Regions from separate parts of the Homo sapiens genome. Here regions 1 and 2 are each linked to region 3. Evidence: chromatin contacts called from ENCODE Hi-C data. All regions are on one chromosome and are shown on one strand. The core of a region is the stretch at or near the end of the contact, and the rest is flanking DNA. Distances in the headings are between cores, read along the strand shown.

Evidence for each region. A loop is a pair of places that touch in the nucleus more often than their neighbours do. Pooled maps may share reads with other maps.
Region 1: a map of B cell shows a loop between it and region 3 (28-fold over the local background). The contact joins the promoter of RADX here to the promoter of NXT2 in region 3. A Hi-C loop is called at or near these places in 2 of 168 maps with a recorded cell type or tissue (B cell and naive thymus-derived CD4-positive, alpha-beta T cell) and 8 of 50 pooled maps.
Region 2: a loop to region 3 is called in a map of ascending aorta, with 12 times the contacts of the local background. The contact joins the promoter of ALG13 here to the promoter of NXT2 in region 3. A Hi-C loop is called at or near these places in 3 of 168 maps with a recorded cell type or tissue (CD4-positive, alpha-beta memory T cell, CD8-positive, alpha-beta T cell and ascending aorta), 2 of 37 single-sample maps with no recorded cell type and 19 of 50 pooled maps.

What each region holds. Positions count from the first base shown.
Region 1 is chrX:106,610,124-106,613,651 of GRCh38, forward strand. It overlaps RADX (RPA1 related single stranded DNA binding protein, X-linked), which reads left to right and starts at 1,855. Exons shown (of 14, transcript NM_018015.6): 1 at 1,855-2,600. The coding sequence starts at 1,958. RefSeq lists enhancers at 1,850-2,039, 2,080-2,419.
Region 2 is chrX:111,678,889-111,682,419 of GRCh38, forward strand. It overlaps ALG13 (ALG13 UDP-N-acetylglucosaminyltransferase subunit), which reads left to right and starts at 2,282. Exons shown (of 27, transcript NM_001099922.3): 1 at 2,282-2,411; 2 at 3,244-3,406. The coding sequence starts at 2,331. RefSeq lists enhancers at 1,950-2,669, 2,349-2,538, 2,609-2,658, 2,679-2,738.
Region 3 is chrX:109,535,558-109,539,525 of GRCh38, forward strand. It overlaps NXT2 (nuclear transport factor 2 like export factor 2), which reads left to right and starts at 1,287. Exons shown (of 4, transcript NM_001242617.2): 1 at 1,287-1,464; 2 at 2,488-2,574. The coding sequence starts at 1,450. RefSeq lists enhancers at 1,268-1,467, 1,758-1,817 and a silencer at 1,598-1,647.

The sequences.
Region 1 (3,528 bases), core at 605-3,104, 2.9 Mb before region 3:
AGTTAATGCAGATCATAATCGGGTGTTCCAACTTGTAGCGACTTTGCTACCCCAGGGGACATTTGGCAATGTCTGGAGATATTTCTGGTTCTCACAACTGGAGGGGGAGGTGCTACAGGTATCTAATGGGTAGAGGCCAGAGATGCTGCTAAGCATCCTACAGTGCACAAGACAGCCCACAACAAAAAACTTTCTGGCCCAAAGAATCAAGAGTGCCCATGTTGAGAAACTCTGAGTTACGCATACATTAAGTTTTTTTTTTTTAACTGCAAGTATTAGATGATAAGTATCAAATGAGTGATACAAGGTGATACAGAGAAGAGAAAGATTATCCTAGACTGAATTGGTGAGGGGAGGCATCATGAAGGAAGTGGGGTTCAAGACTAAGTGTCATGTCACTCCTTTGCTCATAATAGAAGAAACCCTGCTACCTCTCTGACCTCACCTCCTACCACTCTCCCCCTCGCCCCTCCACTGCGGCTGATTGGCTTATGCATTTCCTTGAAAATATCAAGTATGCTTCTGTCTCATGGAATTTATTCTTCTTGTTTTCTCTGATTCAAGTGCCATTCCCCTAGATATCCACATAGCTCACTTCCTCACTTCCTGCACATCTCTGTTCTGTTCAGTCTCTTACTAGAGAACCTTTCTGTAATCATACTTTTTATAAAATATTAACTCCTGTTCCCTCCACTTTATTTCCCCTTACTATGTTTTTTGGTCTCCCTAGCAAGGCTATACCCTGCCCAGACCAGACACTCAAGAAATCTGTATAGAATGAGTAAATTAGTTAAGTATTAATAACGGCAGGGCTCTTTAGCCCAAGCAATGAGAAGAAACTTGAGGGAAGGACCCTGACTACAGTTATCCCCAGTGGCCTAAAACAGTGCCTACCTCATATAGAGACTTCATAAATAGTGAATAAAGAATGATAAAATAGAGAGCCAAAGGAAATTAGTATAAACAAAATCAGCTCATAACCATCTTAAAAAGTATTCTTAGAACAATTACTCCCTTCTATGTATACTGGATCTAAGTACATCTATTAAATATTTTATCCTTAATTTTTACTATTCTTATCAGCTTTTTCACTTTACATTCGTTCCTGATATATGCCTTGCATTAAACAAACAAACATTAAACAAAGTTTCTGAAATCTCTACCCTAGATGTATATTAGGCCAGGTATTATATTAAAACTAGCTGCATTTTAAGAAGTCTAATCTAAAGGCAGCCCTTTACAAGCCAGTTCTAGTTTTCTATTTTCATTTGCACTTAAACACTAATTCACCCACCCTACACTCAGGGAGCCACTACAGATAATTATGCTAATGCTAATCGCAATAGCAGCTAATGTTTACTGAGGACTTTTTGTGCTAGAGTCTGTCCTGGAGGCTCTGCATAAATTATCTGGTTTTGTTCATACTACAGGAAACCCATGTTATAACATTAACATATGTTAACCAACTCTAAATTACTTTCTGTTCCTGGCCCAAAGCCCAAACCCCCAAATCCCTGAGCTTTGACTCTGCACCCTGATTCTTGCCACTTTCTCTTTTCCCTTGCCTCTAGGCATCCTCCTTTCCAGGGGACCACAAGCGCTCTCCCCCTCCCTCTTTGAGAACCATGACAACCACCGATTCCCCCTCCCCTTCCCCTGTCATCCCTCCCCCAGACGGCAACCCGGCGGGCACAAGGTCGGACGACCTGCTACGTAACTCGCGCGTGTGACTGCCTAGTAACAGTGTCTCGAGTCGGAAGCGCTCGGAGCGAGGGGCGGGGTGGGAGAGCTGGCGCGCGCACGCGTAAAGTCTTTGCAGCCTCGCTACGGGGCGGAGTCTTGCCTGTCAGCAGGGGCAGAGTAGCGATCGTCGCCAAAGCGCGCGGTTTTATTTCTCTCCGCTTTGGACGGGGCAAACTAGCTTTTGGGAGTGAAGCGGGTACGCAGTTATCCAACAATGTCTGGTGAGTCAGGACAGCCTGAGGCTGGTCCCTCACATGCAGGGCTAGATTGGCCGAACCCTGAGAGGAATCGGGCTGGGGTCCCGGGAGGGGTGATCCGAAGAGCTGGTTCCCAAGGGCCCAGGTCCTGGATCCAAAAGGTTCTTGAGCAGATTATGGACTCACCTCGCCAGTGTGTCACCCCCTCGGAGGTGGTGCCTGTAACTGTGCTGGCCGTCCAGAGGTACCTGTTAGAGGATGAGCCACGCGACACGGTGCCCAAGCCTCCCCTTTATTGCTATGATGTGACGATCTCAGATGGGGTGTACCAGGAGAAGTGCTACCTGGACCCCAGCTTGAACTCTCTCGTATATCAAAATATTCTTAAAGTTGGCATTCAAATGAGAATTTCCAGGGTCTCATGTCTTTACAATGAGAAAAGGATAGGCCAGGGGATCCTGTGCATAGATAACGTCCACTGTGGGGAGACTTCAGACAGTATTTCTTTAGAAACTCCCTTCAGAAATAGAGCGCACCAGGAGAAACCAGAGAGGCCTTTAAGAGGCGGGAAGAGTCATTACCTGGCGCTGTGGAATAACGAAGATCCCTATGGAGATATCTGGTTAACAGACAAGCAACCTGAGGAACACAACTTTAGCGGTAAGTGTTTGGAAAGAACGGCAGAGGGTTTTAAAAAAAATAGTTTTCAGGAGCTTGCGTGAACGGGAAAGGAAATGAAAATGCTTTTGTATTGTTAATTACAAGCCAGGAGTGGTAGGTAGACAAGTTTTCTTAAATGACCAAGGGATGCTCAATGAAATTTGCACAGCCAGTGGTTTTTGTTGGTGTTTTTTGTTTGTTTGTTTCTTTGATTGCAAAAGTGGCCAATTCAGGAAGTGTGTTTGACTACATCTTAAAATTCAGTCTGGCAAACGTACTGATGTGGGAGTCAGTATTCCTCATACGTTCGTTACATGTTTGATTGTGGTGGAATTAATCTTAGTTTTATTCCCAATCCAGTTGTGGAAATAGTACGTTGTGTCGGTTGAAGAGCTTATAGATTTGAATTTAGCATAAAGGTTGTAAAAATTTGCGGGTTTGCATGTTTTAATCTTCATTCAAAAAGGATGCTCCGTGATGTATTCCTTAATACTTTACATTGATTGAAACGCCGTGTAACAGTTATGTAAATATCACCTTTTAACGGTGTGATTTTTATGGGAAGGCTTGACATTCTCATTTTCTTGTTTCTTATTACTCACCACAAAGAGTACTGATCTGGGAACTTCAATTTTTCTGTATCAGAAGTAGGAAGTTAGCTTGAAAACACTAGCTTGCCATCAGCAACTGCTCTAAAATACGTTTTTTTTCTCTAACAGATGAAATTAAGGGGAATGATAGTACTGTAGGCATGAACACGTTTGAAATGGGGAAAGAAATAAAATGCAAAAAATAAAATAAGAGAAAGTACTGGAAGGAGAAAGACTATAATTTTCTACATTACTGCTTTTCAGTCCCTTTTACAATGTTGTCACAATGCTAAATCACGGATAATCTTACTGTGACGTGTAAGAGCAACAAACTTGAA
Region 2 (3,531 bases), core at 1,032-3,531, 2.1 Mb after region 3:
CAGCCTCCCAAGTAGCTGGGATTACAGGTGCCCGCCACCGTGCCTGGCTAATTTTTGTATTTTTAGTAGAGATGGGGTTTCACCATGCTGGCCAGGCTGGCCTCAAGCTCCTGACCTTGTGATCCACCCACCTCGGCCTCCCAAAGTGCTGTGATTGCAGGCGTGAGCCACCGTGCCCAGCCAGTTAGAGTGATTTTCTAAAAGCCACTTTTGATGCACCTGTAGTCCCAGCTACTTGGGAGGTGGAGGCGGAGGCGGGAGTGCTCTCGGACCAAACTGAGGGTGGGGCTGCTATTTCTCGTGACCTAATAACAAGATGCAGATAAACTGTGGAGGAAGAGAGTTTTTATTTCTGTAACTGTTTACAGGGAAAAGGCCTGGATATTATCACGAAACCAACTCAAAATCACGATGTTTTCCAGAGCTTATATACCTTCTAAGCTATATGTCTACATGTAAGTGTGCATTCATCTAAAGACATAAGTGATTAACTTCTTTTAATCTATAAATAAGGTCTGAATCTTGAAGATCTTCCTCTGGAGCCTCAGTAAATTTACTTAATCTAAATGGGTCCGGCAAGGTGCGGTGGCTCACGCCTGTAATCCCAGCACTTTGGGAGGCCAAGGTGGGTGGATCATGAGGTCAGGAGTTCGAGACCATCCTGGCTAACATGGTGAAACCCCGTCGCTACTAAAAATACAACAAATTAGCCGGGCGTGGTGGTGGGTGCCTGTATTCCCAGCTACTTGAGAGGCTGAGGCAGGAGAATGGCGTGAACCCGGAAGGCAGAGCTTGCAGTGAGCCGAGATTGTGTCACTGCACTCCAGCCTGGGTGACAGAGCGAGACTCCGTCTCAAAAAAAAAAAAAAAAAATCTAAATGAGTCCAGGTGCTGGCGTGATTACCCTTATCTTGTCTCCTGCTAAATCACAGAGGTTTGGGGAGTTCCTTCGGACTCCCAACAAACTTGTTTGTGGAGGCCTGGGGAGTTTCTTCAGACCCACAATAAAACTTGTTTAATCCTAAATGGGTAATGTTAAGACTTCCTTTGTTATTTTGTCATGCTTTAGGGCCCAGGAAAGGCCTAGGCAAAACTCTTGGTGGGCTTTAGTTACATTCCAGCCTTTGTATAAGGGCACTGGCTTTTTTTAGCTTTTAATATTAACTTCACCACTCAGTACTGAAACAGTTGTTATGGAGGCCTCCGTTAGTGAGACGTGGCCTGCCACAGGAGGACTGCTTGAGCCCAGGAGTTAGAATCAAGCCTGGGCAACAGAGCAAGACCCCATACCTTATAAGATGCCTTTTATTTTTAGTTTTTTTATTTTTTCGAGACGGGGTCTCACTGTCGTCCAGGCTGCAGTGCAGTGGTGTGATCATGGCTCACTGCAGCCTCAGCCTTCTGACTAGCTAGGAACACAGGTGGGTGCTCCCACCCCCGGCTAATTAAATTTTTTTTGTTTGTTTGAGACAGGGTCTCATTCTGTGTCACCCAGGCTGGAGTGCAATGGCAGGATCTTGGGCTCACTGAAACCTCTGTCTCCTGGGCTCAAGCAATTGTCGTGCCTCACCCTCCTGAGTAGCTGGGATTACAGGAGCCTGCCACCACGCCCGGCTAATTTTTGTATTTTTAGGAGAGACAGGATTTCACCATGTTGCCCAGGCTGGTCTGGAACTTCTGACCTCAATAATATACCTGCCTTGGCCTCCCAAAGTGCTGGGATTACATACTTGAGCGATGGCACCTGGCCTAAAAAATAATATTTTTAGAGACAAGGGTTTTGCTATGTTGCCCAGGCTAGTCTTAACTCCTGGGCTCAAGTGATTCTTCCCAGTAGCTTGGGATTACAGCCACTGTGCCTGGTAAGGCACTTTTATTTTTCATATCCCCTTAGCCAACTCGAAGTAAAACCATCTCTCAAATGTATCTTGACAAAACCTGGCAGCAAACAAAAAAATCTCAAACTTGTCTGTCATTAAAAGATTGTGGTACCCACGCAACGACACCAACTCAATGCTTAGGGTATGATGTTTTTTTTTTTTACCCATCAGTTTTGAAAAAGTTAATTACATTTGGCAATTCCCCATTCCCTTATAGTGAGGGGTCTCAAGAGCTGGCTCCTACACATAAAGGGCTTAGAACAGTGGCTGGTACCTAGGCCACCAATAGTCTTTTGCCCCACCCAACCGGTGACACAGCCCGGGGCCCCGCCGCCCCCTGGCGGCCATTACGGATTTCCGCCTCCCTCACAGAAGGCAGTCACTGCAACGTGCGTGGCCTCAGTTGCGTCATATCCGGCCCTTGCGATCAGGGCTTGAGGAACCCGCGCCATGAAGTGCGTGTTTGTTACCGTAGGGACCACCAGCTTTGACGACCTCATTGCGTGTGTGTCGGCGCCCGACAGTCTGCAAGTGAGTGAGGGAGGCGAGCAGGCGGCGGCTTGGCTCGCCACCCGCCATCTCCGGCCATACTGCCAGCCGCGTTAGCCTTGCCTGACCGTCGCGCTCGGAAAGAAACCCCCGCAACTCTACCACAGGTGCCGCTGCCCCTTAGCTGGCTTCTGCCCACGCCCGGCGGGGCCCTTCTCCGGCTACCCGGCCACTCGGGGTTGCCTGTTTCCTCTTCCCATTATTCCGGCCGCTCCTCTCCCTCATTTCTTCAGCTCCTTTTCCGGTCTGCCCCCGCGCTCTATTCTCCGCCTCCGCGTCCTCCGCCCCTCCTTCCAACGGCTCCGCCCCTCCGAGCTCGGGTTTTCCACCGGGCTCGGCAGTTTTTCCTCAGGCCCCCCTGTGGACCGCACGTCGGCGCCGGCGTCTGAGCCAGCCGAGCTCGCCTCAGAGCCCGGCTCCTTCCCCTCAGCACTTGGCCGGAGCCCGCGCGGTTCCTCTCCTCAGCGCGCGTCGTCCCCTCAGGGCTCCCGGTTCTCGCAGTTGATCAAGTGAGGCAGAACGGGTAGTGCCTGGGTTCCCCCCGAGTTTGCGACTCCTTTTCCAAAGTCTTTTCCTGCTGTGGCTTTCGCGGGACTCTGCGAGCTGGGTCGCTTAGATTCATGAGTGCTTGGGAGGTTCCTCGTCGGGCCCCGGACCAGAAAATAGTTTTGAAAACTAAGTGAAATCGGCCACAGATAGGCTTTTTGGCGGCCGTGCTCCGATGTTAACGTCAAACTTTAGTAGTGGTGGTGGTTCCTGCTCTGTTTTACATAGCCAGTTTAAAAGGCCCTCACATTCTGATTTCCTCTTTCAGAAAATCGAGAGCCTTGGTTACAACCGACTTATCCTGCAAATTGGTAGAGGAACGGTGGTACCTGAACCCTTCAGTACTGAGTCGTTTACTCTGGATGTTTACAGGTACAAGGATTCCTTGAAAGAAGACATTCAGAAAGCAGATCTTGTTATTAGTCACGCAGGTAAAGGTGCCTAAGAATCTCAGGGTTGGGTCTTTTAATTTTAATTTTTTTTAAGTTCTGGGGTATTCTGGGGGTACATGTGCAGGATGTGCGGGCTTGTTACAAAGGTAAACGTGTGCCATGCA
Region 3 (3,968 bases), core at 37-2,536:
GAAGTGCGGAGGAAATAATGAGTTTAAATTTTGGACGTACAAGTTTGAGAAGCCTATAGTGCAGTCACGTTCATGTTTAGCAAAATTATTATGTGTAATTGGAGCTCAGATAAGGGGTGGGGGCTTGGGATAGGTTGTTGAGATTCATTAGCATACGAGTAGCAATTTAGATCACCCTGAAGAAGGGAGGCTTTAAAAGGGGGGATGCACCGGAAGTGACGCCAGTCAGAGGTTAACGGAAAACGGAAGCTGGCTGGCTGAGAAGAAGCTTCCGTTAGTCCTACCTTGAAGAGAAAAGAGCCAGATAAAGAGAAAGATTAAAAGTATGAGAAAATACAGAAGCCACTGGTCTCAGGGAGACAGAGAAGGATACCAAAGAAGAAGTAACTATTATGAGGGGCCACACACCAGCCACTCAAGGTAAAACTACGACATCTAATTAATTTGCCATTTAAATCAGAAGTCATTGGCGGCTTTGGGATGAGAGGTTTTTAAGGGGTGTTGGGGAGCAAAGCCACATTGCCATGACAGTTATATTGCTTGAGTTTGAATCTCAACTAGTTTGTGACCGTAGGCAGATTTTACAGTCTTAGCTGTAAAATGAAGATGATAAAATAATAGCAATTACCTCAGCATTGTTATAATAAGTGAATATATGTAAAACTGATTAGAAAAGCACCTTACATATAGTCAGCACTCGACATTTTAGTTATTGTTAGAATACCTTGCAGAATAAATAGCCCTTAAAAGATGGTGAATAGCACTGTAAACTTAATTTTTGTTGGTGTCCGTGAGACATTTTAAAATGCCAGAATGGAGAAACCAGATGAACTTTTCCTGTTCAATGTGGCTGGGTTAAAATGAAATAGTAATTTTAGGCATACTGCCAAAACGTAGTAATTCAGTGAGGATGATCCTTCCAGAACGTTCCAGAATGCTAAATTGTTCACTAGTCACGCACGCCTTTCCCCAAGCTCTGCCCACTTATCCTATAGGCTACGGAATAGTAGGTCTCCTCGCATTTCTAATTGGTCTTCAGAGGGCTTTGGCTCCGCCTCCTGGGGCAAAAAAGTCCCTGTAATTGAACACTTTCATTTTTGCTTGTCCCCAGGCTTGTCGTTAGAAAAGTAGGGGACTTTCCTGTTGAGTATCATGTTTACAAAAGCAAAGTGGCTTTTAAATTTTAAACTAAGTATCAAACAAGTAGATAAGGTGGATGGGAGGGATCTTCAGGAACTGAAGGGAAGTGGAACTTAAGGTTGGAACATCGGTGTGCTTTTAACGACGGACCGAGCTACTTCCGGGAGAGAATGGGAGGGTGGAAAATTTTGTGCGTTTGGCGGGTTTCGCTCTCTTCATAAGTATTGATCATTCCGCAGCCCTGCGGACCGGACACGTGAGGAGGTAGTGACGCCGACACTGCCAGAACACACTGCTACAAGGTCCCAGATGGCCACGTCTCTGGTGAGTGCCTGGGCCGTGGCAGGACGGCTGGGCGCCGGACTCCAGTGGCTGAGAGGAGGGATTCCGGGGCGGTCTGGCTGCTGCTCACGTGGATAGGTGACGAATCACGTCCCGGCTCTCTGCACTGCGGGGCGGGGCCCACGCTTTGCTGCCCGCCCTGCCGGCCCCACCCCCAGCCTGGTTAGCAGTCGCTTTCTGATCCCGGAAAGGACCCTGAGCTGGGAAATAGCGAGAGGCGGGGATGTTGGGGTTTGTTGTTTATGGCTTGCAGTTTCTTTCTCTCGATTATCTTCCTCTCTAAAAATCACTTTCAGTCACCTGACAAAGAAACTGGCGATTCATTGTTCTTAATTTAGTAATAGACTGGGCCCCGTACATGAATGAGAAGGAAGGTATTCCTTAATTCTCCGGCACGAACGCCAACAGCGTTGCTTTCTTCGGTGTCACAGTTCTTAGGCAAACAGCAGTGAATATTTACGCAATGTGGGAAAGTTTCCTAAGTGGAGCTGCCGGTTTTTCAAGTAGTTGAACTACTTTCGTGTGTGTGTGTGTGTGTGTGTGTGTGTGTTTCCCATTCATCAACTTTGGAGTTTGGCTCTAACACCTCACTTGAAAACAGAAAACAATTTCCTAGCTTATTCAGTGGCAGTTTTTGCCGCTCTCTCTCCTTTTCTAAGGTTCAGGTGGTGTCATTTTCATTGCCGTGAATGTTTGTAAAATATTGAAAGTCTAAAGTGCTTAGTTGCCAAGAAAAGATTATAAATTTATATGTGGAGACTGAAAAAGACTCAGATTCATTGAGAAGATTATGTCCTAAAGACATGCACTTAAAATTAGTGAAAAATTTTAAAATTGCAAACTTCAGAGTCCGGCCTTTAAAATGTCTGAATTTATATGAAAGAATGTGGACTGTATATAGAGCTACATAGTGGTTGAAATAAATCATCAGCTTCTGTCAGTGGTTTTGTGTTTGTGAGGGGTTGAAAAGGTTGGTAATCTATACTTCTGGAATTTTTCTTGTAGGATTTTAAAACTTATGTAGATCAGGCATGTAGAGCTGCTGAGGAGTTTGTCAATATTTACTATGAGACAATGGATAAAAGAAGACGGGTGAGTGTTATAGACTCTACTACTCTTTATAGACTACTACTCTTTATTAAATACCAGGTTGTGTCTGGAGCCAGCGTTTCATCTGACTTGCATAAGTGGTAACTGTGGATTTACTCTTTAAAAGCAAATTGCTCAGGGAAGGATTGGTATGGCATTAGTGGGAACATGGGCTCTGGAATCATATCCCAGGTTTACTTTTACCTAGTTCTTTGACCTGGAGCAAGTTGCCATTTTCCCTTAACCTCATTTTATTTTCAGGTTGGTAAGTATGAATTAATTAAAATACCGCACTTAACATTAGGCCCAGCATATTTTCTTAAATATGTTTCCTTTTCTTAGTTCCATCAATTAACCAATATGGTTAAGGTATTATTAGTGCTAATGAAGGGGTGGGTCATTACGGGGAATATTTCCTGATTCGCCCCTTTTATTTCATATATTTATAGATAATTTCTGATCATGGCTCAAAAGTATAGCTTACACCCACAAAAAGTATGCATGTAGCATGGATAATATTAAGTCCTCAACAGACCGAGATTTCATCAGCTTTTTCATTGCAACTTATCCCTGCACCATATCTTTTACGTAATTATGTCAGTATGTGGTCAAGTGAGTCTTGCCTAGGTCTCTTACCAGCATAGAACTGTGCTTTGGAGAACTACTTCTGTCCTGCAGCTGCAAAAGTTAATACCCTATCTCTAAAAACCTATTTTTTATATAAAACCCATTTATTAAGCATAGGATTTTATATATATATATACTTTAAGTTCTGGGATACATGTGCAGAATGTGCAGGTTTGTTACATAGGTATACACGTGCCAAGGTGGTTTGCTGCACCCATCAACCCGTCATCTACATTAGGTATTTCTCCTAATGCTATCCCTCCTCTAGCCCCCCACCCCCTGACAGGCCCAGGTGTGTGATGTTCCCTTCCCTGTGTCCATGTGTTCTCATTATTCAACTCCTACTTATGAGTGAAAACATAACTGTGTTTGGTTTTCTGTCCCTGTGTTAGTTTGCTGAGAATGATGGTTTCCAACTTCATCCATGTCCCTGCAAAGAACAGGAACTCATCCTTTTTTATGGCTGCATAGTATTCCATGGTGTATATGTGCCACATTTTCTTTATCCAGTCTAACATTGATGGGCATTTGGGTTGGTTCCAAGTCTTTGCTATTGTGAATAGTGCCACAATAAACATATGTGTGCATGTGTCTTTATAGTAGAATCATTTATAATACTTTGGGTATATACCCAGTAATGGGATTGCTGGGTCAAATGGTATTTCTGGTTCTAGTTCCTTGAAAAATGGCCACACTGTCTTCTATAATGGTTGAACTAATTTACATTCCCACCCACAGTGTAAAAGCATTCCTATTTCTCCACATCCTCT